Linked DNA regions of Homo sapiens: region 1 is linked to region 2. A link is an interaction called in ENCODE POLR2A ChIA-PET data of the cell type or tissue named here. Cell type or tissue: HepG2. All regions are shown on one strand. Each heading gives the region's core, and the rest is flanking DNA. Links, peaks and the distances in the headings are about the cores only.

The links. ChIA-PET counts read pairs that join two places held together with the same protein. Peaks named below come from ENCODE experiments on the same cell type or tissue, not always from the same donor. Only the 100,000 strongest peaks of a DNase experiment are listed, where the experiment ranks them.
Region 1: POLR2A ChIA-PET joins it to region 2 with 5 read pairs; 1 of 35 experiments calls an interaction of 5 or more read pairs at or near these places.

What each region holds. Positions count from the first base shown.
Region 1 is chr7:30,248,429-30,263,580 of GRCh38, reverse strand. All of the region lies in intron 2 of LOC124901607 (a long non-coding RNA gene), which reads right to left. LOC105375218 (a long non-coding RNA gene) reads left to right here. Exons shown (of 4, transcript NR_136267.1): 3 at 9,301-9,469. Among named protein-coding and RNA genes, the nearest start is that of ZNRF2, 29 kb to the left of the region's middle. RefSeq lists a cis regulatory region at 8,438-8,451 and an enhancer at 8,373-8,517. In HepG2, for the core only: no CTCF peak of the experiment used is centred there; DNase peaks (open chromatin) are centred at 8,110 and 8,430; H3K4me3 peaks cover 775 bases.
Region 2 is chr7:30,457,001-30,472,152 of GRCh38, reverse strand. It overlaps NOD1 (nucleotide binding oligomerization domain containing 1), which reads left to right. Exons shown (of 14, transcript NM_006092.4): 2 at 12,112-12,252; 3 at 12,913-13,001; 4 at 15,111-15,152. Among named protein-coding and RNA genes, the nearest start is that of NOD1, 14 kb to the left of the region's middle. In HepG2, for the core only: no CTCF peak of the experiment used is centred there; a DNase peak (open chromatin) is centred at 12,322.

The DNA of each region.
Region 1 (15,152 bases), core at 6,982-9,481, 200 kb after region 2:
AAAGGAGTTGTGGAAGTTAAAGCAGATGTCCCAACCTTCTCCTGAGGATACCTTTAGTGTAGTGTAAAGTGGTGATAGTTTGAGTTGGGAAAGAAAGACCCAGGAGTGGTAGGGGAGGGGAGACGTAAAGAGAAGGGAAGGGAAGGTGAGGCTGGCACTGAAGAGAAACTACTTCTGTTTCTCTCCTTCATTGAGAATTCTGTCTCCAGCCAGGAAGTCAGAGCACAGATGGGAGGTGGGGCATGGAAGCAGTGTTTGTCTTGGATGATAAAGAGGTAAGTTTTGGGTTAACAATTTGCTCAAAGTTGATCCATTAGCTAACATTTGCTATCTCCGGGCAAGGGAACTAGATGGCTGGATGCTGAAGTAAGACTTTATACCATGTGCCTTTTACTTTTGAATTTTGTACCATTTGACTTCACTAAGCCAAATGTTATGAGAGTTTCCCAAGCTAAGGACTTAGAACTGTGTTTTTCATTGTCTGATATAGAGCATAACAGTAGATCTAAACTCAGGGACATTCCCAAGGATCCGAGACATGGAGGGATCCCAACAGATTACTGGGTCTACACGTTGCCTCTAGCCATGGCCCTAACTGTATAGACAAAAAAAAGCAACACATCATGTTAGTTCAACATGTCAGCTCTGCAACAGGCTGCCTGGATTCAAGCTCTGGCCTTGCTGGTCATTAGCCTTGTTACTTTGGGCAAGTTATTTAATCTTTCTGTGACTCAATTTCCACAGTTATAAGTAAGGGATGATTATAATAGTAATAATATTAAGAGCCTAGTACATAAAAGTGTTGCTATTATTGTTGTTGTCGTTGTTATTTTTACTGTCAACGTACCTCAGTAATTGGGGAAAGGGCTCTAGCTTCCTAGTGCTGTATCTTTCCCACCATGCTGCTAATAATACTAATAATAATAATAGCTAACATCTAATGAGCACTTACCATGTTCCAGACACAATCCTGAATTACTTTGCATACATTCACATTGAATCTTTCTTTTCTTTTTTTTTTTTTTCTGAGGCAGAGTCTGGCTCTATCACCCAGGCTGGAGGGCAGTGACGTGAACACGGCTCACTGCAGCATCGACCTCCTGAACTCAAGCGATCCTCCCACCTCAGCCTCCTGAGTAGCTGGGACCACAGGTGCACACTACCAGGCCTGGCTTTTTTTTTTTTTTTTTTTTTTGTAGCAACAGTCTCACTTTATTGCCTAGGCTGGTCTTGACCTCCTGGGCTCAAGCGATCCTCCTGCCTCAGCCTCCCAAAGTGCTGGAATTATAGGCAAGAGACACCACTCCCAGCTCCTCATTGAACCTTCTCCTCATTGAGTCCCATGGAGTAGGAACTATTATTACTTTCATTTTAGAAATGACAAAGCTGAGACTTAGAGAGATGCAGTAACTTGCCCAGAGTCACAGTGCTACTAAGTGGAGGAGTCAGGAATTGAAATCAGATACAGCACCTGAACTTCAACATTGTATTAACAACTCGACAAGCAGAATTGTCAGTTCTCTTAACAAAAAGCAGTTCAAAACGGTCCTCCTCCCCAACCCACTGCAGTTTCCTCTGTATTTCCCCACGCAGTTCCACCATGACATTTTCTACAATTAGCAATAGGAATTGAGTCACTTACTGTTCTTTTTAAAACTGAAAACATCATTATTTTGCTAAATGCTAATAATTATTAAAGCTCTCTATTCTCTCAACTCGGTAGCACAAGCACACCAACCCCACTAAAACCCAAAGCACAAAACGTTCAGGTCAAACTTTTTTTTTTTTTTTTTTTCCGAGACAGAGTCTCGCTTTGTCATCCAGGCTGGAGTGCAGTGGCGCGATCTTGGCTCACTGCAACCTCCACCTCCTGGGTTCACGTGATTCTCCTGCCTCAGCCTCCCGAGTAGTTGGGACTACAGGTGCCCGCCACCACGCCTGGCTGATTTTTTGTATTTTTAGTGGAGACGTGGTTTCACTGTGTTAGCCAGGATGGTCTCAATCTCCTGACCTCATGATCCACCTGCCTCGGCCTCCCAAAGTGCTGGGATTACAGGCACGAGCCACCGCGCCCAGCCAAACTCTTTAGTGTTAAAAAGTTTGGTTATATTATCAAGGATTGGTGTTTTCTAATGAAGACACACCTTCCATAAAGGAGGGTGTTACAGACTGAGTGTTTGTATCCCCCTCACATTTCTAGGTGGAAGTCTTCACCCCCAATGTGATGGTATTGGGAGGTGGGCCTCTGGGAGGTCATTAGGTTTAGATGAGATCTTGAGGGAGGCCCCCATGATGGGATCACTGTTCTTGAGATGGCAGCTTGCTCTCTCCCCACCAAGTGAGGACACAGCAAAAAGGTGGCTGTCTAGAGGCTGTGATGTTGGCCCTCACCAGGAACTGAATCAGCCAGCATCTTGATCTCAGACTTCTCAGCCTCCAGAACTATAAAGAAACACATTTCTGTTGTTTCATCCAGCCAGTCTATGGTATTTTGGTATAGCAGCCCAAGTAGACTAAAACAGAGGGGCTCCCTGAAGATAAAATTCTTTTTTTTTTTTTTTTTTTGAGATGGAGTCTCGCTCTGTTGCCCAGGCTGGAATGCAGTGGCACAATCTTGGCTCACTGCAAGCTCCGCCTCCCATGTTCAAGCAATTCTCTCACCTCAGACTCCCAAGTAGCTGGGAGTACAGGCGTGTGCCACCATGCCCAGCTAATTATTGTATTTTTAGTAGAGATGGGGTTTCACCATGTTGGCCAGGCTGGTCTCGAACTCCTGACTTCAAGTGATCCACCCACCTCAGTCTCCCAAAGTGCTGGGATTATGGGTATGAGCCACCACACCTGGCCAAAATTCTTTGATATTTAAGGAAAACTTGATTTTTTATAAAAATAGCAAAGAGCCAGGCAGTGTAGCAATAAGGGAGTGAGGCAAATGGCCTGCCTCTACCATTTCACATCATGCAGCAGGACACAGCTGAGGACACCAACTCCCTCAAGTGGTGCAGATATTTCCAGAGAGCTCAGTTATAACTAAAAGTGCTGGTGACAGCACAGTCACAGTTCATATCACTCTATCATGTCTTCTGTGTGAAACCCATAATGGATGTCATAGATCCTGCCACAGTCGTGATCCACTCCAGGGGATTTGAGGGTGACAGCTGTTTTGGAGGCATGGGAGAACCTGAGTATTGGACATCTGTTGCAAAGAGAAAAAGTGACTACACAGGGATGACCAACTTGTAGAGGCTTCCCTGCCCAGAGTTTCTAGAGACATATGCTGAGTGGTGTTTACTGCTCATTAGCTCAGATACCTCTGAGAGATTCTGCCTAAACTACTATAAATCTCTTATTTGAGCAGCAAGTAGATAGCCATGAATATGCATGAGGAGAAAAGAAATGCTGGTGTGTGTTTCTGAAAATAAAGATCAGCAAAAGGCCAAAAAGTTCAAAATGTATCCACATGTCCACCAGAGCATGGCTGACAAATATGCCAAACACACCTCTTCCTGGGCCCTTGGCAGACATCAGTAATCAGTCATTGTAGATATCACCGCTGAGGCTGTCTGTGACTGCAGAAATTCTTCCAGATCAGGACTCCAGGGAGCCACTAACCATCCTTCAGACTTGACTCTCCTACAAAAGTTTTGCCAACCTTGGCCTAGTTTCACCAATTAGGGACACCATACTAAGTATTTTTAGCTGTATTCTCTCCTCTTCCTCCTGCCACCTTGCCTCAAGTTCCAACTCTCTTTTCTCAGGGAACCCTTTATACGCTTCACTCTTTGTGACCTTCCATGGTCCAAAATAACCTCAAAGATAAACTTGCCCAAGAGGCACTGTCACAGTTAGGGATGACATTAAGTACAGGCATACCTCAGAGACATTGCAGGTTTGATTCCAGACCCCCAAAACAAAGTGAATAATGTCATAAAGCGAGTCACACTTTTTTTGGTTTTCCAGTGCATATAAAAATTATGTTTACACTATACTGTAGTCTGAAGTGTGCAATAGCATTATGTCTGAAACAGATATGCTTTAGTTTAAAAGTACTTTATTGCTAAAAAATGCTAACAATCTGAGCCTTCAGCGAGTCTTAATCTTTTTGCTGGTGGAAGGTCTTGCCTCACTTTTGATGGCTGTTGACTGATCAGAGTAGTGGTGCTGAAAGTTGGGTGACTGTGGCAATTTCTTAAAATAAGACAATAATGGACTTATTGATGAACTCTTTCATAAAATATTTCTCTGTAGCATGCAATGCTGTTTGATAGCATTTTACTTACCCACAGTAGAACTTCTTTCAAAATTGGGAGTCAATCCTCTCCAACCCTGCCACTGCTTTATCAACTAAGTTGATGAAGCATTCTAAATTTTTTGTTGTGATTCCAACAATGTTCACAGCATGTTCACCAAGAGTAGATTCCATCTCAAGAAACCACTTTCTTTACTCATCCATAAGAAGCAACTCCTCATTCATTGAAGTTTGGTCATGAGACTGCAGCAATCCAGTCACATCTCCAGGCTCCATTTATAATTCTAGTTATCTTGCTATTTCCACCATATCTGCAGTGACTTCTTCCACTAAAGTCTTGAACTCCTCAAAGTCATTCATGAGGGTTGGAATCAACTTCTTCCAAATTCCTCTTAATGTTGATATTTTGGCCTCCTCCCATGAATCAAAAATGTTCTTAATGGCATCTAGAATGGTGAATCCTTTCTAGAAGATTTTCAATTTACTTTATCCAAACCCATTGAAGGAATCACTACCTATGGTAGCTATAATCATATAAAATGTATTTCTTATATAATAACATTTGAAAGTCAAAATTACTCCTTGATCCATAGATTTGCAGAATGGATGTTGTGTGAGCAGACAGGAAAATAACATTAATCTCCCTGTACATCTCCATCAGAGCTTTTGGGTGACTAGGTACATCATCAATGAGCAATCATGTTTTGCAAGGAATCTTTTTTTTTTTCTGAGCTGTAAGTCTCAACAGTGGGCATAAACTATTCACTAATCCATGCTGTAAACGGATGTGCTGTCATCCAGGCTTTGTTGTTCCATTTCTAGAGCACAGGCAGAGTAGATTTAGCATAATTCTTAAGGGCCTTGGGATTTTTGTAATGGTAAATGAACATTGGCTTCAATTTAAAGTCACCAGCTGCATTAACCCCTAACAAAAGAGTCCTTTGAAGGCTGACTTGAAGCCAGGCCTTGAGTTCTCTTCTCTAGCTATGGAAGTTCTAGATGGCATCTTCTTTCAATAGAAGGCTGTTTTACCTACACTGACAATCTGTTGTTTAGTGTAGCCACCTTCATCAACTGTCTTGGGCTAGGTCTTCTGGATAACTTGCTGCAATTTCTACATCAGCATTTGCTACTTTACCTTGCACTTCCATGTCATGGAGGCAACTTCTTTCCTTAAACCTCATGAACCAACCTCTGCTAGCTTCCACCTTTTCTTCTGCAACTTTTTCACTTCTCTCTGTCTTCAAAGAATGGAAGAGAGATAGGGCCTTGCTCTGGACAAGGCATTGGCTTAGGGAAATATTGTGACTGGCTTGATTTTCTATCCAGATCAGTCAAACTTTCTCTATATCAACAATAAGACTCTTTTGCTTTCTTATCATTCATGTGTTCACTGGAGTAGCACTTTCAATTTCCTTCAATAACTTTTCCTTTGCATTCACAACTTGGCCAACTGTTTTGTGCAAGAGGCCTTGCTTTCAGCCCATCTTGGCCTCCCACATACCTCCCACTAAGCTTAATAATTTCTCCCTTTTGATTGATAGCGAGAGATGTGGCGGGGCATGGTGGCTTACGCCTGTAATCCCAACATTTTGGGAGGCCAAGGTGGGTGGATCACTTGAGGTCAGGAGTTCAAGACCAGCCTGGCCAACATGGTGAAACCCTGTCTCTACTAAAAATACAAAAATTAGCTGGATGTGGTGGCACATGCCTGTAGTCCCAGCTACTTGGGAGGCTGAGACAGGAGAATTGCTTGAACCTGGGAGGTGGAGGTTGCAGTGAGCCGAGATTGCACCACTGCACTACAGCCTGGGCCTCAGAACAAGACTCCATCTCAAAAAAAAAAAAAAAAAAAAGAAAGAAAAAAGAAGATGAGATGTGTTCCTCTTCCTTTACTTGAATATTTAAAGGCCATTGTATGGTTATTAATTGTCCTAATTTCAATATTGTTGGGTCTCAGGAAATAGGGAGGGCCAAGGTAAGGGAGAGATGGAGGAACAGGCAGTCAGGGGAGCAGTTAGCACACATACATTTATTAAGTTCTCCATCTTATATGGCTCCCCAAAACAATAAAACAGTAACGTCAAAAATCACTAATCGGCCAGGTGTGGTGGCTTATGCCTGTTAATCCCAGCACTTTGGGAGGCTGAGGCGGGTGGATCACCTGAGGTCGGGAGTTTGAGACCAGCCTGACCAACATGGAGAAACCCTGTCTCTACTAAAAATACAAAACTAGCCAGGCATGGTGGCACATGCCTGTAATCTCAGCTACTCGGGAGGCTGAGGCAGGAGAATTGCTTGAGCCCGGGAGGCAGAGGTTGTTGCGAGCCAAGATCACGCCATTGCACTCCAGCCTGGGCAACAAAAGCGAAACTCCATCTCAAAAAAAAAAAAAAAAAAAAAGAAAAGAAAAAGAAAAAAATCACTGATCATAGTTCACCATAACAAATGTAATAATGAAAAAGTTTGAAGTATTGTGAGAATTACCAAAATGTGACACAAAGACATGAAATGAACACAAGCTGTTGGAAAAATGGCACCAATAGACTTGCCTGATGCCAGGTTGCCACAAACCTTCAATTTGTATATATAAAAAAAAAAGTAGTAAGCAGTATCTAGGATGTGCAATAAAGCGAAATGCAATAAAACAAGGTATGCCTGTATATCGAACAACTGGTTCAGCCCAGGTGTTGATCAATGAGAATTGTTCTCTGCCTATAAACAGCCATGAAGACAGCCATGCACACAGAGCGCGTTACCTTGGAGAAGCATGGCGCCAGCCAGAGAGTTGGCATTTGCAGGCAGCATTCGGAAGATATGCTTATACTCGATAAAAACAGAACTGTCTGTAAATGCTAAAGGACTTTTGAGTTAGTGCAACTGCTTCTTCCGGATTCATGACTCCACGCTGACAGTGCCCAGCACGTGCCTTGTCCTTAAGAAAGGCATGGGCCAGGGTGTGCTCTCCTGGCCCATGAGGACACCTTGGTTCTCACCCCTCCCCAATTTCAACCCTCTGGACTCTACAACTAAGGCTTCTTCAGTTTGGTCCATTTTTTTGTACTAAAATATACCCTCCAAAAAGTGATTATTTGGAGGCTCGTGCAATTTGTTTTTGGCATGTAGGGTCAACAAGGGCTATTCTTCATCCCTGTTGATTGGAAAGAAAAACAATAAAGGAAAAGTGTCCAGCCAGCCAATGATGATTATATATGCCTCTTGAACGAAATGTGGGTATCTTAGAACTGTTCCCAATGTGTGTTCCTGGATCTTCTGCCTATATTCAATCCCCAGGTTTGATTCCAGGACACCCCCATGAGACCTACAGAATGGGAACCTTTAGCTAAAAAGACCAGTACTCTACTTTTTGAAATAAAGTTCGCAAACTTGAGGCTTAGGAGCATTTGGTCATTCTGCCCAAAGACTTGGCCTTTCCTTGAACAGATTTCTTAACAATGAAATCTTGAAAATTCAAAACATTAGCTTTCTTGGTCACCTTCATAGTGGAATTTAATCACAGACAAAACAGATATGAGATAAAGAAGTAAATACTGGCCCAAATGTCACTGAATACAAGGCTGATTGCTGGTTACAGTCCTGGAGGACAAACAATTCGTTTGCTTCTGTGTCATTCAGTCCAGTCAACATTGATTATTCCTATTTATAGAAAATCAAGGGTAGATGATACCACAGAAGAGATCATCGAGGATGTTTCAGTCTGATCTCTGGAATGCACTCAAGGTCACTGTGTGACTCAGGGACTTGGTCTCACTTTGTCCCTGGCTTTGGCCCCTCTTCAGACTCTCACCAACTCAGCAGATAGGAAGGCGTCATGGATGAAAGAGTCCTGTTCATCCCAGATCTATTTACAGAATTAGGCTAGTGAGGTTAAAAACTATGGACTTTGGGCTCAGACAAACCAAGTTCAAATTCAGACTTTGATGGTTAACAATTGGGGACCTTGACCAAGTGGTTTGTCTTCTTTGAGCTTCAGATTGCCCTTATTTTAAATGGCTATAACACTTCCAACCTCATAGAATTCCTAAGAGGATTGAATAAAATGATGTACATGGAAGCATCAAACACAGTTCCTAGCACGCAGTGTACCCTTAGTAAATGTTAGTGCAATTCTAGTTAAGAAGCTGAGTAAACTTCCAACACTTAGCATTACCTCTTCTAGCCAAAGTAAGTTAATCATTGACTGTCAAAACCAGGTCACAGAAGATCTAGGAAACAATAACAGGGTTGTCCTTCAGCTCAGTGTTTTAAAGCAGACTTTGAAATTTTATGACAAGTATGCATTATGGACATAAAAAAAAAAAAACAATTTCACACCGAAAAATAGGAAGCACATTATCTCAGAAGAAAGAACAACTGACAATATGCACACTCACACACTCACACACAGACACACAGACACATGCACCACATTATCTTTATTTTTCTCATTGGCTACAGATCAGACCGGATTAGACTTGGTCCTGTGGGGAGGCACTGTTCTAGAAGTAACACCGAATCTGTCTTCTCCGGCTATAGAACACCAGGAGTCAGGGCATCTAGCAACCTTCCATGGGACCCAGCAAAAGAGGCATCACAAACTGCTGGCAAGCCTGCATCTCCATACTGCCCAGAGGCCAGACATCTCCATGGAACTGACAGGGCAGCAGTCACAAATTCTAACCACCCCGTGCTAGATTTCTCTAGGCATGTGGAGAGCCAGGTGCTCTTTCCATTTCGCATGTGAAAAAACTAAGACATAAAGAGGTTAAAGGATTTTTCTAATTAACATTGATTCAGTGGTGAAAATAGGACAAGAAAGCACATTTTAAAGCTGGGGCCATTGTTCAAAGATTTGAGGGCAATGTACCCAGCCACCTATCCACTCTGCAGGCAAGACAAACAGAACAAGTAGGGCAACTATAAATCTGCTGGCATCAATCGGCACAACAAAAATAGCACTACTAGTGCCTTTTTTATTCCCAAGAAAATGTGTCCTCTATAGCCAATTATTTAAAGAAAAGTTCACATGTGAGTGATTTTTTTTTTTTTAGATATAAACATGAAGGCCAGGTGCGGCGGCTTACACCCGTAATCCCAGCACTTTGGGAAGAGTGAAGTGGAGGAAGAGGTACATTCAACTACAGAGGAGGAAACTGAGGCCCAGAGGGGAAAAGTGACTTGATTGACAAAAATTGGATTCTGGTCTTTGTTCTGCCAAAGGTTCGTTGTGAGATGGGAACAAGTTTCAGCCTTACGGTCTCAATTTAATGTTTAAACCATTGTGCTTCACATTCTAAGGACTGCTGTCACCAACAGGCTTGCTCAAATGCAAAGCAAAATGCTTTGAATTCATGTGAAGAAAGCTTTTGTAGTGAGTCAAAGCCTTATTGTTGACAAACAGTTATAGGACAAGCTACATTTGGGAGTGATGATATTTTCTGCTGCTAGTGTCTGTCCTTCAGGAGTCAGGTGAGCACTGCAGGTAGAGATAAGAGACAAGTTTCACCTGCTCAAAAATGTCTCTTTCCCCCATCGACATGTGCCAGGGCCTGCAATTCCTACCATCTGTCTCATCTTTGGGTTAAGACAGTGCTTTCATTCATTTGTTCATCCATGTATTTAACCAACGGTTATTAACCTGAGCCCCTGCTGTGTACCAGGCAGGTACCAGGTGTACGGTGGCACAGTGCCTTCATGAAATCTGTCATCTACTGAGGGAGATGTTTGTACTTTCTGCTAAGATCTATGACGGAAAAGAGAATAGCAGAGGGCTCAGTTGGGGAAAGAGACTTGGAAGCTGTTGCTGAAGGGCGGAAAGGAGTTAACAGAGTGCTGAGTGGAGGAGAAGATTTCTGGGCAGTGGCAGCAGCATTGGCTAGAGGCCAAGGCTGAGGGCAGTGAAGAGCCTGGTGAATTCCAGGAACTGCCCTTGAGGCTGAAACAAAGAATGTGAGAAGGTTAGTTGTTGTAGGAAATAAATTGGAGACTTTACCAGGGTTGGTATCTGCAGAAAGTAAATTTTTACCATAAGAATGTTGCCTTGAGTATGATATATGCAGCCACTGGCTAACTTGGCAGGAATGATTGCCTCAAGTTGGCTGGTCTCAGTAGGCAAGTGACAAAGGGTAGATCTGAGGTGGGCAGAAGGAGAAGGGAGGGAACACTGGGAAGGAGCTCCACCCCACCCAGAGGGCCTAGGTCTGGGGTGAAGACTGGTGCAGCAAGGAGTGGGAAGCCTGTTGGGGTGTGAGCCCCACACTGACATGGCTGAGTCACTTCCTAGACGGGGACTTACTGAGGCTGTCTAAGCAACCACACACTCCATGGGGCCTGGTTCTGAAATGGAAGTATAGCCGTGGCGTCTTGAAGCTGACCAGGGAGGTAGTCTAGTCCAAGTTGCTCATTTTACAGGTTATGACTCTATGACCTAATTCAAGTGAAGTGAAAGCCACAGCTGGTTGTGTTGAGCTTTGAAGACTGTTCCCTGACTCTCATGCACCATGCCATCTCATCATTGATCGTGAGCATCTCCATGTAGTTGGAATTAGCTCTCAGGGGCAACTGGGTCATATATGGAGATAGTAGATGCCCAAGAAACACTTGTCAAAATAATATATTTCTCCATATCAGTTTCCTTTAGTTTCTTTTAAAGTGTATACAGATTGAAGACTGAACCAGACCACTATAGTCCCACACTCATACAAACTTGTGATTCATCAACATTCTTCCCAGAAATTGCCATTTTACCAGTGTAAAAACAATATTTTAGATGGAGAATATTTAAGAACATGAAGTACACAAAATGCATCATTCTACCCATCAAAGAAATTGACTAGGATCTGAAACAGGTTTCTAAAACATTAATAAACTATAGGCATTGAGATCTACAGTATGTTCGTTTAAGGGGTGGGAGAAAAATTGGAGCTAGGTGAAGGGGCAAATAATGAATTATTTCACTTCTAGGAGAGATTATATTGAAGAAAAACCTAAAATCAGTATTTTTAACATCATAACAACACAGATAATAGATAACAAGTGGATGATAGGAATTAGTAAAATTCTGGCTCTGAACATGTCCTTTTAGAAGTATAAAGAACACCAGAATGTATTAACATACAGTGTGTGCGTGCGTGTGTGCGTGTGTGTGTGTCTGCATGCGCTCCTGACACATGAGAACAGTGCTGTTTCCATGGCAACGGGGGAAAGTGTGTCTTGCTATGAAGCAATCTTCCTGGATTCAGACACATTTATAAAGATCATGCGCTGGAAGCTGTGAGGGATATATTTGATTCTACTATTCTTTAAATGAGTTAGGCTGTTGTTCCTGCCTCCCCCAGCCATTCTCCTATGCTGGACCTCCAAACTGAGCTTCGAGTACATTCTTTCAATTGTTTCCCCCCATCCAGCCTAGTGACAACCTCCATCACTGTACCATCTACTGTATCCCTTGGGGTTTCTCAAACCTGGCAGTAGGCTATGACAAAGATCCCCCATTGTCATTGCTCCTGAAGCACTGACTCTGTGTGTGTGTGTGTGTGTGTGTGTGTGTGTGTGTATGTGTGTGTGTGTTTTGTAGTAGTTCTTTCTTTCTTCCAAATGTACCTCTAGGAGATAAGTCCTATTCTTATCTCCAGTTTACAGACAGGGGAACTGAAGCTTAGAGAGGCCAGGTAACATCTCCATGGTCACACAACTAGTAAGTGGTAGAAGGGAAATCTGGACCAAGTGGCCTGATTTAGGGCCTATGCTCTTCACTCAGCAGGAGGAGGAGGAGGAGGAGAGGAAGGAAGCAATAGCATAGAGTTTTAAAATGTGAGAAATTTGACTTTATATCCAAGGCTTTTATAGTAGTGGTCCTTGGTCTGTAATGTCTGGCTTCCTTTTGAGACAGCTAAAAAATAAGAGTTTTCATTTTCAGCCCTCTATTTTTATTCTTGGACTTGAGGTTCACAAACCTTTCCCTTTCTTCTGATCCCATTTTTGAGTGTAGACAAAGTTCAGTATAATAGTAAATGTTCCTTTGCCTTAAGTGAGCAAGTTGATTTCTGAGGCTCTGCCCAGACAGCAGTGATTGTGCCTGGGCTTTCTCTCAAAGACATGTAATGTGATTTCTAGCAGTGGCTTCTGATTGAACTTTTATTATTTTTAATAATTCTCACAAATAATTATAATGTGGTATACTTATTTCATTCTCTTGCCTATTAGTGGCTAGAACTTCCAGAAATAGTGATCCTGATTAATAAGAATGCCTCAACTATTAGGCAAAAACCACAATTACTTTTGTACCAACCTAATATTTAATCGTATTTTGAAGAGGCTAAGCTTAGGCCTTTATCCACAGTAGTTTCCTCATAGGAAACTTTCATCATATACTTTCTTAATCAGGAATCTGATAATGGCTGCACAATTAGCCACCAGGCAAGCAGGAAGGTACAGACCTTCTAAGTGATCTCCTAATACTCAGAACTTAATCCAATGCCAGAGTCCACTTTTAAAAGTCAGCTCCATTGAGGAGAATGCTCCCTTAATATAAAACCATCAATCCTGTAGCTGTTTAGAAAGCCAGATCTTCATTCAGCTGTGAACATTAATGATGGTGTGCACCTCAATAAAGAACACTGTCAGGCTGAATTAAAAGACTATAAACTGGGTGTACAAAGGAGAATGAGACAGTAGCAGAGTGCTGGCACATAGGAGTCAAGCAGTAAATATTGTTGATGCTCATCTTCTGCCCACACCCACCCATGATAAAAGAACAAATGATGATCCACCGAGTCTTAGCAGCAAAACACTTCCTGTGCTATATAGAGAAGGTAAAAAACACCAAGCCCACGACAACTGCCTAGGTACAACTCATCTTCCTTTAGAGTGATGCTAATCAAGTTCATCTGGCCACTTTGTTCTCCACATTAGCATCTAATAGATGAAGCCTAGAAGAAAAAAGCCATTTTTCTTAGGATTCTTATAATCACAAAGTGTCTGTAGTCATAGGGATCAGGAATGGTTAATTAATACTTGCATTATCTTGCTTCCTTTTCTCCCATTATTTATATTTCCCAATGGAGTAAAACAGGGTTCAGCTTGGAAAACAAAGAAGCAATGGTTCTTAAAATACTGTTAACTCTGTCTGTGGAATGTACTCACAGCACAATCACAAGGGCAAAGTTATAAATGATGTGGCTTTGTTAGTGAGGCTTGCTTTATTTTTGTGAATGCATTGAATTTAATGAAACAAGGAACAACAACAGGAATGTATTATGTTTTCTAGTTTTCTTATTGACATGCTTTCTGTTGGGTCTAAGTATAGTTCTTTCCTAACTAGCACTAATTTTCAGTATTCTAAGTCACCATGCATGAAATCCTATGTTCTGTTCCTCTGTTATGAAAATGGTTTTCTTAAGTCTAGGTTTTTTGAAACTCCAGGTTTCAGTTGATTTAATGACTTGGTAGTCTTGCAATGTGGCTCTACATTCAAAACACCCACAGAATCTGACCACTTCTTACTACCTTCAACACTGCCCAGCCCGAGCCAGCATTATCTCTTCCCTAGATCACTGCATTGGCTCTGACCTGCCTCCACCCTTGCCACATTAGAGTTCATCTCAAAATAGCATTCAGAGTGGTTCTTTAAACACAAAAACAAGAAAAGGCCATTCCTCTGCTCAGAGCCCTGCCAGGGCGCTCCATTTCACTCAGAGTCTTCACAGTGACATGGGGGCCTGCCATGACTGGGTCCTCACCATGCTGTGATCACATCTCTATTGCTGTCTCTTCCTCATTCACAGTTCTGGCCATGTTACCCTCTTGCCGTTCTTTCAACATGCTGGGCACTGCCTCTTCCCTCTGTCTGTAATGCTCTTCCCTATATGTGGACACAGTTACTTCCCTCATTTCCTTCCATTTTTGTGTTTGAATGCCACCTTCTTAATGAGACCTCTCTTGGCCACTTTATTTAAAAGTGTACCCTGTCTACCCCAACTCCAGCATTCCTGGTACCCTTTACTATGCTGTAAGTTTTCTTTCTTCCATAGAGTGTATCACTTGCTAACATACCATATGATTTTCTTAAATGTGTCCTGTTTCTTGTCTGCCTGCTCCAGTAGAACGTAAACTCCAGGAAGGCAGAGAGCTTTGTTCACTGATGTACCCCAAACACAAAACAGAATCTGGCATGTAGTGAGCACTCAGGAAATACTGAAATATTTGTTGAGTGAATGAATGCATCACCAGTGTCTAGAGCTATTCCTGGCACACAGTAGGCTCTTAATACTGGTCAAATGTCTCTCCCTGGAGGACGAACAGGGCTAAGTGTCAGAGACCCAGGCCGCATAGCATAGTGATTCAGAAGACCACAGGCTCTGCCTCAGCTGGAGTGGGCTGTGTCCTACTCGTATGACCTAGGCTGTTTACTTAACTTCTCTGAACCTCAGTTTTCTCATCTGCAAATTGGGAGTGATGAGTACCTCCCTTACAAGGTGGTTATGAGAATTAAATGTGATCATTTGGATAGTAAGTCTGGTAAATGCTCAATAAATTTGAGCCATTATTATTATTATTATTATTATGACATCTTATTCTTTTACCTCTTTTTTCAGGGAAATAACTTCCATGTCTGTTCTTACCCATCAGGATTATTGGGAGGAAAAATATACAACACCGTAAATGAAAAACATTTTATAAACCTTATACCACTCTCCGGATGCTGGGGATCAGTTGCACATATAAGAGGTGCCCCATGGACACCATTGACTCATTAATCTGGGAAGTCTACAGGTAGTGGGAAACAGTCTTAAGTGCTGACAAAGAAAATTACACTGGTTCTAATCAATAGCTAGGATCCCTTCTGAGATACCCCTTCCCCGTGGCATCATGGAGGTGGGAGGAGGGCCAGGCCATATTTCAA
Region 2 (15,152 bases), core at 10,793-13,292:
ATTTCCCCTCCTGACTTTTTCCTGTCATTCATAATATACAAGAAAAAGATCATTAGTCACTTCTATTTATTCAGATAATGAACAATCTCTACTTCTTAAGCTATATAAACCTTGTCTTAGTGTGTGAAACAATTCTGGAGTGTCTAGTTTTCAATCTCCAGATGAGGGAACTGAGGCTCAAAACAAAGTGAAAGAAGGCAGAGGCAGGATTTGGAACCAGGCCTGCCCAGCCCACGGCACATGCTCTGTAGTTTTCTGGGACAGATGAGTGTAAATGCATATGGGCCTCCTAGGCACCCGGCATCCTTCATCAGGAGCTTCAGTGGATGGACTAGGGTGGAGTCCAGTCCTTCCTGGCTCTTTAGAAACAGGAACAAAAGACCCCGAAGAGTGGAGGGAGGTTGGGCATGTACAGGTCAGGGGGTCAGAATCTGTAGGCACCAAATGTCAGGGCCCCCTGGCTATGGGAAGGGCTGTCAGTTTTTCACGCTAGTCTGTTCTGCTCCGCCTAGCTGTTGCCCAGAAATCCCAAAGAGGGTGCCTTCCCAGCTCTGTTCACCTTTGAAAATCTGAATTCATCATTTGTGTGCACTTGAGAGACCCAGGGTTTGGTAAAAACAAAATTCTTTATTGGGTGTTTTCAGGTCACAGGAAAAGCCTCCACTGTGTGGGACCCACATCCTTAGCACTGCATGCTGGCTGCTTCCAGGCATCTGCACTGACCCTGTTTCTCCTTCCTTGCTGTGAAGCGGTCATGAGGTTGCAGTGCCAGATGTGTTGCAGGCCAGGTGTATCTCGGCTGGTTGGGCAGGCCTTCTGCTTAACATGGGACCTCACTTAGTGAGGGAAGAGAGCAGTCCTGGCCCAAGGGGTGCAGTGTCTGGGGCAGATGCTTTAGGGGTTATGGCTCTATCATCTTCTCAACCTCTTAATGCCACTCAGGGTCACCACACATAAATCCCTGGGTACTCTCCCACTTAGCTCTGTGACAGGTTTGTGTCCTAGATGCTTGCTGACTCTGTATACATGTTCAATGGGGTTAATAAACGTCTTCAGCTAAGCATTTTGGCCAGCGATCAGCAGAGTGTTTATTTGCTGTGGGCCCGGTTTCAACTCCCACTTTGGTGGTGACTAATATATTTTGTTCTTGTGGAGTGCTTTTCACTTGATAAGCCCCAGACACTTTCTGTGTCAGTCCTAAATGCCATATCCAGATGTCCTCCAGCTTCCAGATCGGCCACTTCTGTGGCACTTTCCTCTGCATAAACACTTCAGCCCTCTCGCAGAGTGGAGTTCCAGGAAACCGGTTTCCACTTCAAGGCTCTGTTGTTTTCTGCTGGCTTTCTTCATTAAGATATTTTTATTCACTGGCCCCTCAGAGATGAATATCAAGTGCAGTGTTTTGGGAACTTTGTTTTTCAAAGCCTGGATAAAACCAAGAAAATGTCAAGCAGTAGGTGATTAAGTACCAAGTGGTCGCACAGGCAATGCTTTTGACATTGACAGCTGGGCTCTGGTTAACCTTTTAAAGACAGCAGCGAAGATAAATGCCTTAGAGCAACAGAAACTATTGGTGATGGAAAGTTGAATTTATTCACCAATAAACTTGGTAAGTGACATTCCCTAAGTGAGCCTGTGAATTATGGAAATCCACGTATCAGTGGACATGATGAAGCACCTGCTATACGCAGTGCACCCGGCCAGATTCATTCATTCGACGGTTCCTATCGAGCACCCTCTATGTGCTGGAGATACGGTGACTCACCAGATGGTCGCCCTCCCTTGTCATCAGTGCTGGCCTTGAAGATGACAGATGGAAATGCTGGCCTAGGCTGCCCTCTTGTAGGTCACGGCCGGTGCTTACTATGTGACCAGTGCTGTTCTAAATACCGTATGTACGTGTATTAACTCACTGCATGCTCACAGAGATCCCTACATGGAGTAGGTGCAGTTATTATCTGTACTTACAGAGAAGAAAACAGAAGCACAGAAGAGAGCATTATTTGTCCAAGTCACATAGCTGGTGATTGGAACCAGATAGCCTGGCTTTAGAGTCTGTGTCCTTCACTGCCACTACCAACCAATGTGAAAGGAAAATAATCAACTTAGGACACAAAGTTGCACGCCCTCTGAGAGAGGCGGGGATAGAATACCATGGGCCTTCCCAGCAGGGAGAGATGGGCTTAGGGGAGAAACAGAGTAAGGTGGGAACCCTACCCTTTTCCCATTCTGACAGGTGACATCCCCGCTGGGGGGATGGAGGAAATGTTTGGCTACTGAGGAGGCTACTCTGGCCAGAAGTAGACAAAAGAAGCAACTGTCTCGCAGCCAGGAGACTTGGATGCTAGTTTTGATTGATCCGGACAAGTCCAGGGCCCTGCCCAGGGCCTCTGTTTTCCCATCTCTAAAATAGGTGGCTTGGACAACATTCTGTTTGACCTCAGGAGCCCAGGATTTCAGCAGAGAAGGGAGGAGCTGGCTCTCTGTGCACTCTGAACAGGGTTTCCTGACCAGAAGAAGATGTTTGGCTCTGAGAGATGTGGGGGCAGGCATTGGACTTCCCAGAAGGCCTTGGCAGCTGTGAAAGGATGTATGCGTTCCACTGTGGTCCCACCCCGAATGCTGACGTTGGCTGTGTCTGCATTCCTTTCTTTGTAGGCAGGATGGCAGTGTCTGTGTGTCTGGAGCTCACACTATAAGGTACTTTGTATGAGAGACAGAGGGAGCTAGAGGGAGGGAAGAGGGAGTAGGGAGGGGAAGGAAGCCGGGAGAGAGAGAGGTGATTCCGGGAGGGACTGACTTCCATCTGCTTTCAAATTCTGAGGGATTAAGTGCTTTCAGATACTTAAAGTCAGTGAGTGTCAATGGAGTTAAAAAGCTTCCAATAATAATTGTAGCTTCATCCATCTGCTAAATTGTCTCCAGAGTCGGCTGCCTATAGTGTTCTGGCATGGCAGAGGCCCACATGACCGGGCTTGTTTTCCAGGTTAAGTTCCTTAAGAAATTGTAAACCAAGCAAGAAAAACAAACAGACAACAACAGAACACAGATTGTTGTGGATCATGCAGCAGGAAAAGTAGGACACCATTTGAGCTGACCAAGCATATGTGTTCTCCGTGCAGCTCTGTCGAAGCTGTGTAAGGTGTGCTTGGTGCTGGCTCCTGCCAGATGCTGTTGGCATGGCTTCATCCACCCAGCTTGCTGTTGGGTAACTTGCAGAGTGAAGAAGTCTGTTGTTCACGTCATCACCACAACCCTGAACATCCAAGCAGTTCATGTCAACAACTAGAGTATAATTATCTTCTTTACTTGTAAAACTGTGGAGCCTGTGGATTAAATTCACCAAAATGAATCATATTCAAGAGAAGTCATTTCCTAAAGGAGAATTCAGATGTGGTCCCCATTCATGGGTATATGTGTGCCAGTTATGTTGGGGGTTGGTGGAGCCCACTCTAATTGACATTTGCAATCTGGGTTATATCACCTCTGAGGTAGGCAGGTACCTACATGAGGTAGGCAGGGAATGATGGCTTTAACTTAGTTCATTCAATAAATGAATATCAGTTATCTATTCCTATTGTCCAGGATGGTGGTGGGCAGAATGTCTGAGAAGCCCATGTTGTGTATGGCAGGTTGTGACTTTACCAGAGATGGCATTTTCTGGTTAAACTTGGGTGATAGGATGTGTTTTTAACAGAAAGGGAAAAAGAATCTGAACTAGTTTCCTTGGTAATAATAACCATTTGGGTTGGGGAGCTGATACTGGTTAGGAAAATGTGAGGCCCCTTTGACATCATCCATTTGCTGCTGAGAAATCAAAATTAAAACATCACTCGGTGTCAGAATGTTCCAGAAGGCAGTTGAGCTGCTAATGTTTTGAAGTGTTCAGAGGTATGTGTTTTATGAAAAAAAGAGGAAATACAAGACAAAGGAAATGAAACGTTTGGCAACCATTGAGCATTTCTTCAATATGGTATTTCTTGTGGCTCTGGGATTTTAAAAATCCACTTGAAAGCCAGTATTGTTGACTTTTGCTCTGTACTATTTTTGTGGGGACTGATTATTTTTCACTTTATATTCCTTATTTCTAACTAGGCTTAATGGTAATACCCTAAGTTGATGGCCTTCTACTAAATTTAAAACAAAATATAGGCCGGGTGCGGTGGCTCACTCCTGTAATCCTAGCACTTTGGGAGGTCGAGGCAGGTGGATCACCTGAGGTCAGGAGTTCAAGACCAGCCTGGCCAACGTGGTGAAACCCCGTCTCTACTAAAAATACAAAAATTAGCCGGGTGTGGTGGCAGGTGCCTGTAATCCCAGCTACTCAGGAGGCTGAGGCAGGAGAATCACTTGAACCTATGAGGCGGAGGTTGCAGTGAGCCAAGATCACGCCATCGCACTCCAGCCTGGGTGACAAGAGTGAAACTCTGTCTCAAAACAAACAAACAAACAAAAATAACAACAACAACAAAAAAAACTGTTCCCACCCACAATCCCATCAGATTTATTGTGATACTTTCACAAAACAGGAAGAGCTTTTTATTGATTTACAGGTGCACAGAAAGTCTTAACATCTCATCTGAGTTTGTTTGGTCTTAATGAACCATCGTTTAGTTTAATGAAGACCAAGCATTTTCTCTCTAGGGCAGGTGGGCCCTTTGAGTTGAAAGTCATAGTTCCTCAAAACAAGGCAGTCGCTGAGAATGTTGTGCTGGCCTGCCTCAAGATGTCCTGAGATGCCCTAATGAGGAAAAGGCCCTAAAATATTTCAATCATGCAAGTGTATAGCCTTCTTATAAAAAAAAAAACATTACGAATAAAAGTCCTACCCTACTCCTGGTGTCCTCTCCCTTTCCAGAAGTAATTTTCATTCTCACACCGTGTGTCTTCTCACAGGTGGTTTTCTTTGCATTTACATTCACGGGCGTATGCCTATAGAGAACGTGGAGTGCTTTGTGTATTTGGAGGGCAGGGGATGTGGGCAAGCCATATAAATGTTATTATACTCTATATTTCTTTCTGCAACTTACATTTTTCAAGTGACAGGATGTCTTAAGGCTCTTTCTATGTCAGTACATGCAGCTCCACCGTGTTCTTTTTCATCACTGGTCGGCTTGGCTTTTAGGGATACCAACCCAGTAATTCTAACAGAAATGATGGATGTGGTTCTGTGGAGCCAAGTGAGGGGTGGAGTGAGGTGGCAGGACCCAACACAAGTTGGGAGAAGGTGAATGATGTAACCCAAGGACAAATAAAGAAGGTGCATGTCCTGCCTATTTTTCTTCCTAGTAAAGCAGTATCTCCCTATATAGATTACTGCTGAGTCTGAGGTAGACAGGGAATGGTGTTATATTTTATCTTAAATCTTAATTCCATAAATAGTTATAGTATCTGAAAAAGGTTGTAGTGACTTTTCTGTGCTAAGAGGGATCCTTTAATGTAGTGGGCTCAGACAACGAAGGTTTTTTGTTTTGTTTATTTTTTAAGAAACAGGGGTCTCACTTGTCACCCAGGCTGGAGTACAGTGGTGTGATCATAGCTCACTGTAGCCTCGAACTCTGAACTCCTGGGCTCAAGTGATCCTCCTGCCTCGGCCTCCTGAGTCATTAGGACAGTAGGCGTGCACCACCATGCCTGGCTATCAAACAATCAAGGTTGATTTCTTCCTCATATCTTATGTCCTTTGCGAGTTGGCAAGAGCTACTCATTGTGGTTATTTGTGGGCCTGAGCTGATGCAGCTGCCCCCATCTTGTGCTAATCATAGTGCCAGAAGCAAAAAAAAAAAAATTGCACATTGATAAATTAAGCAGTGATGGCTAAAAGCCTCCTACCCAAAGCAACACATTCTGTTTCTGCTCATGTTTCATGAGTTAAAGCCTGTAACTTCAAAGGGGTAGGGAAGTGTAATCCTACCAGGTGTCTAGGAGAAGAACCTGAACTGTTTGATGAACTGAATACTTCTACCACTGTGTTGGTTTTCAAGGAAGGGGTGGGAAAGTCTTTGAAAACTCTCCTGTGACCCATAAAGTTATATCCTAGAAGCCAATCCTTTCTGTGTTCATAAAATCACTGGCCTTTTCCTGTGGCCGCCAAGGTTGCAGAGAGCAGAGCTGTTTGGGAACTCACTTCAAGAAGTGGTCAGAGCTTGAGGAGGGAGGGTCAGGACAGGAGCAGAGGCAGATGGCATGGCACTGGGCCAGGTTCCATATGACCTGGGTGCCAGCAAAGCTGGCCTTGGTTTTGCTTATGCTTGTATTTGTTACCAACCTATATAGCAAGTATCACAGTAGAAAAACTTACAGAATGGCCTGACTACACAGAGCTCACTGTTGAAAAACGCTGGGTTGTAACTCTAAGATAGCATCTGCTACATTGCTAAAGAATGTTTTATAACAGGGCTTAGATCTGTTAGGAATCTTAGCTGCTACTGTTGCAACACCAATTTATGGAAAGCTGTGTTATTTATTTTGAAATATAAACATGAAAAAAAAAAAGAGCGAATAATGATTCCCAACAATTGGGTGCCTGAAGAAAGAGTGAAATCATGAGGCCAGTGTTGATGATGGGAAATGACTTTCTTGAGGTTTCTGTTCTCAATCTGGCCCCATCAGTTGGGATGGAGTCTAGTCTTGTCTGCTCATGCTGGGAGGAAGGCGCTCATAGTCACAATGGAGCAGGGAAACCTCTGCTGGGTGATTCTGCACAGCATGAAGCTCCTGCTAAATGGATCATGTTTGCTAGTGTTTTTTAGGCTGCAGAGAACAGGGGCACACTGAGGCTATGTTCATGGGGGTTTATTATAAAGATACACAAAATAAGGGAAGCCGTGGCTGGTGGCCTCAGCTGTGGGCAGCCAAACCCACACCTCCTGTGGGTTTTTGGGACTCAGCATCTCTCTAAATGTCTCAAATTCAAACTCCCTGAGAGAGGAGCTCTAACTGGGTCTCCCTGTCACCTGCCATTACAGAGGGCTGCAGGGGAGCAGACACGTCTGTGATCATGCTGGCTGGAGCCCAAGGAAGCCCTTGAGAGCCACGGCACCCCCCTGTCTCTCTCTGCTCATTTCTGCTTCCACACATTCACCATACTTGTGATTCCTTGTTCTGTGTCTGTCTGTCCTGCCCAGTTGTAAACTCTGTGAGGGCAGGGAGCTACTTGACCTCTGTGTGCCTCAGTTTCCTCATGTGTAAATTGGCGGTAACAATGACCCCTGGCACCTAGGGTTGTTGCAAGGATTGAGATAACAGAAATTAGTAAATGATTCGCTCATTACTGAGTGCCAGCCCTGGCCTAGGCATTTTGTGCATATTAACTCACTTAATCCTTACAGCAACATTTTGAGGTGGAACTCTTACCTTGAGGCAATCACGGCACAGAAAGGCTGGCTAACTTGCTAACAAGTGATGGTCCTTATAATCAGTGATCTTATAATAAAGTCCCATGAACAGACATAAACTGAGAGTGCCCCTGTTCCCCACAGCCTAAAATCACCAGCAAACATGGTCCATTTAGCAGGAACTTCCCTCTAATTTGCTCATGAGTCAGAATTTGAACACTGCTGTCTCTAGAGATCCCAGACACCACAGATTTCACCCTTATGTTGTCCTGCCTCTCACCATGTGTATAAAGCCTTAACATCCATGCTGATGCCCTAGTACAACACTTGGTGTTAGCTATTATCAGACTAGGCCCTGCTGGGGCCCTTGCACGTTGCAGGGCCGGACATGAGGAAGTGCTCAGTGGATCTCTGTAGAAGGAATGAACAGCTGCAACCTCATGGAGTTGTCCCACCACTCTCTGCCCCTGCCCACCCCCTTGCAGCTATCCCACGGGTCACGCTGATGGTAGAGCACTGTCATGTGCCTCGCAGCTGGCAGAGGCTGCTGGGCAAGGTGTCCAGGTTTGCTTTAGCAGTTCAGGCAGGCATGGCCGGGCCGAGGAAAGGGAGACCATTTGCCATTATCTTTGAGCCTCCCTTTGGCACGTGGAATTTCTCAGATGCAGAGCTTTAAAGCAGCAGAGTGGCAGGTGAGTTCTTACCCTTCTTTATAAGAGAAAAACCAGGGAAAGCAAAACATTCTGCTTTCTAGAAGCCAAGTCATCCAGAAGCCAGCTTCTGCAGCTCCAAAGAGGGCCTTAGCAGTTACAAAGAAACACAAGATAACGGTAAGAGAACAACAAAAACATGGTGTAATGCCAAACATGCAAAAAGTCAGTGTGGGCGCAAATGCATGCAGAGAAAAGCTGAAAGGAAGTGCTCCAAAATGAGAATAGTGGTTATTGCATGTGGATAATAGGGAACTTAATTTATTCCTCTAATTTTTTTTTTTGCATTTCCCAAGTTTTCTACAGTGAGCAGGTATTGTTTTATACTTACAGAAAAAGTTATTAAAACATAGAAAGGTACATGTGGAGAACATCTTTATAAAATGTTTTTTTTTTTTTAATCTTAGCATCTCAGTTATAAGAAATGCACATCTCCGCTCAAGGTCCCCTGGGACAGTGCAAGGAAAGAAAGAAGCCTGCGGTGAAAGTGACACTGAGTGAGTGTGTATCTGTGGTTTCTCTGGGGCCACCCCAGGATTCAGGGACAGAGTCCTGGTTGCTCTCCAGGAGGTGAGACTCCTTTCTAGGTCAATCATTTCCTGAGGGGTCCTGGTGACCTCACGAGATATTAATATAATATAGTTCGGTTAGTACCCATTTCTGTTTCCCAGCTTATGAACACTTCCTGTTGCTCATCATTTTTGTTTTTGTCTTGGGATCATTTTTTTTCTACCTGAAAAACTCTATTTAGTGTTCATTTTAGTGCAGATACGGTAGCAACAAAGTCTCAGTTTTTGTCTGGAAAAACTTTATTTTGCCTTTCCTTAAAAGAAAATCAATTTCATGGAAGTGTAATTTCATACAATAACATTCACAGATTTCAAGCATATGGGTTGCTGACTTTTGACAAGTCGTATGTATCTATATGTATATTCATATATATACATACACACACATATGTGACTGTATACAAGGGAGAGAGCAAGCATGCAATCAAGACACAGAACATTTCTATCTCCCCAGAAATTTTCCTTATTCCTCTTTGCAGTCAATTTCTCCCCCACTCCCATCTGCCCCCTGCCTCAGGAAACCATTGATCTGATTTCTAGATCAGATTTTCAGAATCATATGCATGAAATCTTTTTTTTTTTTTTTTTGAGATGGAGTCTCACTCTGTCACCCAGGCTGGAGTGCAATGGTACGATCTTGGCTCGCTGCAACCTCCGCCTCCCGGATTCAACCAATTCTCCTGCCTCAGCCTCCCTAGTAGCTGGGATTACAGGTGTGCACCACGATGCCCTGCTAATTTTTGTATTTTTCGTGGAGACAGGGTTTCACAATGTTGGCCAGGCTGGTCTCGAACTCCTGGCCTCAAGTGATCCACCTGCCTTGGCCTCCCAAAGTGCTAGGATTACAAGCGTGAGCCACTGCACCCAGCCCTAAGTACTCTTTTGAGTCTGGCTTCTCTCACTCAGTGTAGTATCTGTGACACTCATTCATGATGGATTCTTGTTTCATTGGCATTTATTGTTGAATTGTGTTCTACTGTATGAATATGCTATACTTTGTCAATCCATTCACCAGCAGTTGTCCTCTGTGTGAGCTACAAGTTATTCTATTATAGCCAGGACTGGAAGTCCCTTGTTTAAAAAGAAAAAACAGCAAAAAAAAAAAAAAAACCCATCAGAACCCCTGATTCTTTTCAAAAGGCGGGTTTCTAGAAGGGGAAGTTACTAAATAGAAAGTTTTCAGAGTCTGTTGACACATATTGTGTCAAAGGACTTTCCAGAGACTTCCACAGATTTACATTTCCACCAGTGGTATAGGAGAGTCCTGACTCACCAAACATCAACAGCATTTTTGTATCTTACTCTCTATCTTTGCAAGGATGCAAAGCTGCAAAATTGTATGCAGCAGTGAAGAGAATTTTACATTGAGTATAAACCAGTAGGTCCAGTGTGTATTTTCTTCCTGAGTTTGCAGAATTTTCAGTGACCTCACGTCTTTAACCTCTGTCTCACTGAGTTGCCGATGAAACTGATCTGAAAAGCCAATTAAGATCATTCCTGGCCAGGCACGGTGGCTCACACCTGTAATCCCAGCACTTTGGGAGGCCGAGGTGGGTGGATCACGAGGTCAGGAGATCAAGACCATCCTGGCTAACACGGTGAAACCGCGTCCCTACTAAAAATACAAAAAATTAGCTGGGCATGGTGGCAGGTGCCTGTAGTCCCAGCTACTTGGGAGGCTGAGGCAGGAGAATGGCGTGAACCCGGGAGGCGGAGCTTGCAGTGGGCCAAGATTGTGCCACTGCACTCCCGCCTGGGTGACAGAGCGAGACTCCGTCTCAACAACAACAACAACAACAACAAAGATCATTCCTGGCATCAGTATTTCAAATGGAAGGGCAGCAGGCAGGAACTCTGATGTCTCAACACCCTAGCTTTTAGTGATTGCCCTGGAGTGGCACTGTCCACTTGAGTAGCCCCTGGCCGCATGTGGCTCTTGAGCACTGGAAATGTGGTTGATCCAAACTGAGATGTGCGATTAAAACACATGCCAGGTTTCCAAGCCATAGTATGAAGAAAAAGAATGTAAACTATCTCATTAATAAATTTTTTGTTGATGGGCTGGGTGCAGTGGCTCACACCTGTAATCCCAGCACTTTGGGAGGCTGAGGTGGGAGGATCACTTGAGGCCAGGAGTTCAAGACCAGCCTGGGCAATATGATGAAACCCTGTCTCTACTAAAAATACAAAAAGTAGCCAGGCATGGGGGTGTGCACCTGTAATCCCAGCTACTTAGGAGGCGGAGGCAGGAGAATTGCTTGAACCTGGGAGGCGGAGGCTGCAGTGAGCCGAGATTGCGCCACCGCACTCCAGCCTGGGCGACAGAGTGAGTGAGACTTCATCTCAAAAAATAATAATAAATAAATTTTGTATGGATGACATACTGAAATATTTTGAGTGTATTAGAATTAAAATATATCATTGAAATTAATTTCACCTGTCCATTTTTACTTTTATTAGTGTGGCTATTAGAAAGTTTTAAATTACTAGGAAAGCTGTGTCATATTTCAATTCAACAGAGCTGCTCTATGGTCTCCTTTTTCCCTTTGAAGATCCGCCATCCTGCAATCCCTGCTTCCTTTTCACCAGAGCAGCTTCCCTGAATCTTCTCCTGGAGGCTCTGCAGACCTTTTCTTTAGTTTGGAAGATCACATTGCAGGAGGGGACTTGGGCACTGGTTTCTGTGAGGAGCCCGGAGTGGTGAATTGCCCCTGGGATTCCCTTACCCTGGAAACTAACCCTCTCTGAGGGCAGAAAGCTAGAAAGAAGAGCGGTTGAGAGGAAATGCCTGTGCAACCCCCAGCTCCCTTCGGGGCTCCCTCACTGCCCACAGGCTCTACCCCCACCTGCCTTTGCCTCAGGAGATGGCTTTTGGTGGTGGACTCACCCTCCTCCGATCTCCTCTGCTTCATTTTTCCACTTGGTGATCCATCTTTTGTTCTGCGGTGTGTCCTGTTTTCTGGCTGCCTCCATTAGCTTGGTTTTTTCCTTTGGGTATCCCTGGAGCTGTCTTACCAGGATCTCCAACTTCAGTCCCCATTGGTCTGCACCACTGGCCTGGGAAAGCTCCACCCAGGAGAGCAGACCCAGCTCCCAGATACCTGGCCCCAGCCCAATCTCCGTCCTCTCTTTGCCTGGAAGAGAGGACCAGACCGTCTTCATCAACTGGACCCACCCTTTACCAAGCAAAGAAAGGAAAGGATTGCCCCCCAGGGCCAGCAGATCTCTGGCTGTCTGGTGTTTCTGGTAATAAGTGCCCATGAACTTCGAATTGATCTCCAGTCTCCCATGGTATGGTTTTGGTCTACCCTTAGATTCTGTTTACCAAGGCAGAGTTCAGTTTCTCTGCTTTCCCTTCCAACATCCATACCTTGTTAAGTTCTTGCTGAATTGAGCTAACTCTGCACACCTGATTAAATCTTCAGCCAGGGCTCTGGACATTATAAAGCAGCCTCCTTGCCAGATGGCTGTCATATAATATATTGCTTTATTTAGGTGATTGTAAGTCAGGAGACTTTCCTTCGGTTTCTGCCTTTGATGGCAAGAGGTGGAGATTGTGGCGGCGATTACAGAAAACATCTGGGAAGACAAGTTGCTGTTTTTATGGGAATCGCAGGCTTGGAAGAGACAGAAGCAGTGAGTAAAACGGGCCCCTCGTGGTAGGCGGGCAAAGGTCGGGAAAGGAGGGATGAAGGAAGCTGTGCAACACCCCTTCCCAGCTTTCTAAAGAATGGAGCATGGCATTGCAAAATGCTGAATCACAAAGTGAGAAGTGACTTCTTTCCAGTTTTCTCTCAGCCTTGTGATGATCTTAAAGAGAAAGTCTCAATTCTGTGCTACTGTGTCTTTAACATCTCTCAAATGCTTCCGAGAGAAAACAGGCCCCAACCCTGGAGCCTTTCCAGGCAGCAGGACTAGCTGGAATACAGTAACATTGTGGTATTTCTGGTGAATTAATTTTTGTGTTACTTTCTATGTATTGCAAAGGATATTTTTTTTCTGTTTCTAATGGTGACATTACATTCCTTTAAAATTATTAGAGTTTTCAAAACTCAATTGAAAGCAAAAGGTTAAGCAAATAAAGGACAGGTGTGACTCAATTATGGCAAGAACAACAAAAAAGTGACTATGGTGGGGACGTTGAACATTTAGAAAACACTGTCCTAAAAGAAGAAGGTACAGAGAGTAGTCTGATACCTGGGAGTACTAGATTTTAAAATTATTCTCTTGCCAATTTTATTCATTCATTCACCATGTGCCACAATAATTTTTTTAAGTCTTTCTTTGATTTTGCAGATTCCAGAAATAAATTGGAAATTGAAGATTTAAACAATGTTGTTTTAAAATATTCTAACTTCAAAGAATGATGCCAGAAACTTAAAAAGGTATTATTAACTGCTAATTTAAATTTAATATTGTCAGCTGGTATGCTTTAAATGAACCGATTTTCTAAAGCTAAGGATCCTAAAGTGGGTCATAGAATTGACTGCCATGGAAAATAGCCGGGTGTGGTGGCTCACACCTGTAATCCAAGCACTTTGGGAGGCCGAGGTGGGCAGATCACTTGAGGTCAGGAGTTCAAGACCAGCTTGGCCAACGTGGTGAAACCCTGTCTCTACTAAAAATACAAAAATTAGCTGGGCATGGTGGCACCCGCCTGTAGTTCTAGCTACTCGGGTGGCTGATGCAGGAGAATTGCTTGAGCTCAGGAGGCAGATGTTGCAGTGAGCCGAGATTGTGCCACTGCACTCCAGCCTGAGCCACACAGTGGGACTCTGTCAAAAAAAAAAAAAAAAGAAAAGGCTGGATTAGTATTTAATAACTTTTATTGGAACAATAACTAATATTTTCATACCTTTAAATTTTTTTGGTGAGGATCTCTTGCCCTTCTGTTGCTGATAATTTTAAATTTTACTCTTTCCTGCTCTATCATTTGGATTCTAAAAAGAAAGCTATTGTGTGGGGTCTGGCATTTGATAGGTTAAAAAAAGAAAACATAGAAGCATGTCAAAGAGCAGGAGACTCATGTGCCACTTGGTGGAAAAAAAATTGAGAACCACTGGACCTGAATGTTAACAGATGTGGCTTGTGAAACATATTAATGATGTGGATAGTGTTAAAAGATCTATGAGCTTTTTTTTGAACTACAAAAAAACCTTTTTTTTACTCTCTCTCTGAAATGCATGAGTTTTCCTGCCTAGACAAACGACAAAGTGGCCAATTCCAGGCCTTTCCACTTCCAAGATCATTTTACACACGCAAGTATTCCTGGACAAGAAGAGGCTGAAGGATCTTCTGTGGGATTTTTTTAAAAAATTATTATTTTTTGCTGTTATTGTTACAAGGAAGGTAGTGAGTGCAATTTTGGGATAACTCAGATGAACCCAAATGTTTTTTAATGCCCAAATAAAATAGCCTGGGTCCCTGTTCCTACCCAGACAAGAAACTCAGCACTTGTACCAGGTTTTCAAGGGTTTCCAGAGAGATACCTCTCTTGGGAATCTAATCCCAGGAACTCTGTGCCGGCTCTCCCTCTTCCTCCTGCCCCTCTGCCCTCCCTCTGTCCCACTTCATGCCACATGGGCTATTGCTTTTCCCTCCTTTCCCAGGGTGCTTGTGTATAACAGACTTTGCTGAAGGTCAAGGACACGGGGGAAGAGGTTATAGCACAACCCAAAATGGGCAACAGTGACTGAGACATCACCGTCCGCAGGTTCCTTGCCTCTGGCTACCACAGGAGACTTCATGCTGCTGTCTCTCTTCTCAGGCTATTTTGTGCTGAGACCGTCTCCCACCAAACCCCACAGGTCTTTCTTTCTCAGTTCTGGGCCTGTTCCCTGCTTGGGGAATGCAGAAACCTCCAAGCCCTGTTAACCTTATTATGTAAAATAAACACCTTTCCATCTCTATCCCAGTATAGGATCAAAGCACACTTTTGCTTTATAGTAATAATAAAGATGTTTTGATTTAAAAATAAAAAAGAGTTGGCTATCTCTGGTCACCTACCCTAGAGATGTAACCCTCAAGTGCAAACAATTAAATTATGATTTTTTTTCTTTAATGCATCTAAGATAAAAGTTTTTTTAGAGACAGGGCCTTGCTCTGTCACCCAGGCTGGAGTGCAGTGGTGTGATCATCGTTCACTGCAGCCTTGAACTCTTGTGCTCATGTGATCCTCCTGCCTTAGCCTCCCCAATAGCTGGGACTACAGGTGCGCCACCATGCCTGGCTAATTTTTTTTATTTTTGTAGAGATGGGTGTCTCACTATGTTGCACAGGTTGGTCTCAAACTACTGGCCTTACTTCAAGCTATCTACCCATCTCAGCCTCCCAAAGCGCTGGGATTACAGTCATGAGCCAACTTGCCTGGCCAGATAAAGGTCTTAAGCATGGTTCCTTCCTGCTCTAGGTAGAGAAACCCCACAACCAGTGGGAGGTGGGGTGAGCTCTTTCTGTAGCTTTTGCTTTGCTGATGATGTCATTGATCTCTTCAGGGGCTGCGCAGAGTAGCAGGGGCCCTGGAGGGCGCGGCCTGA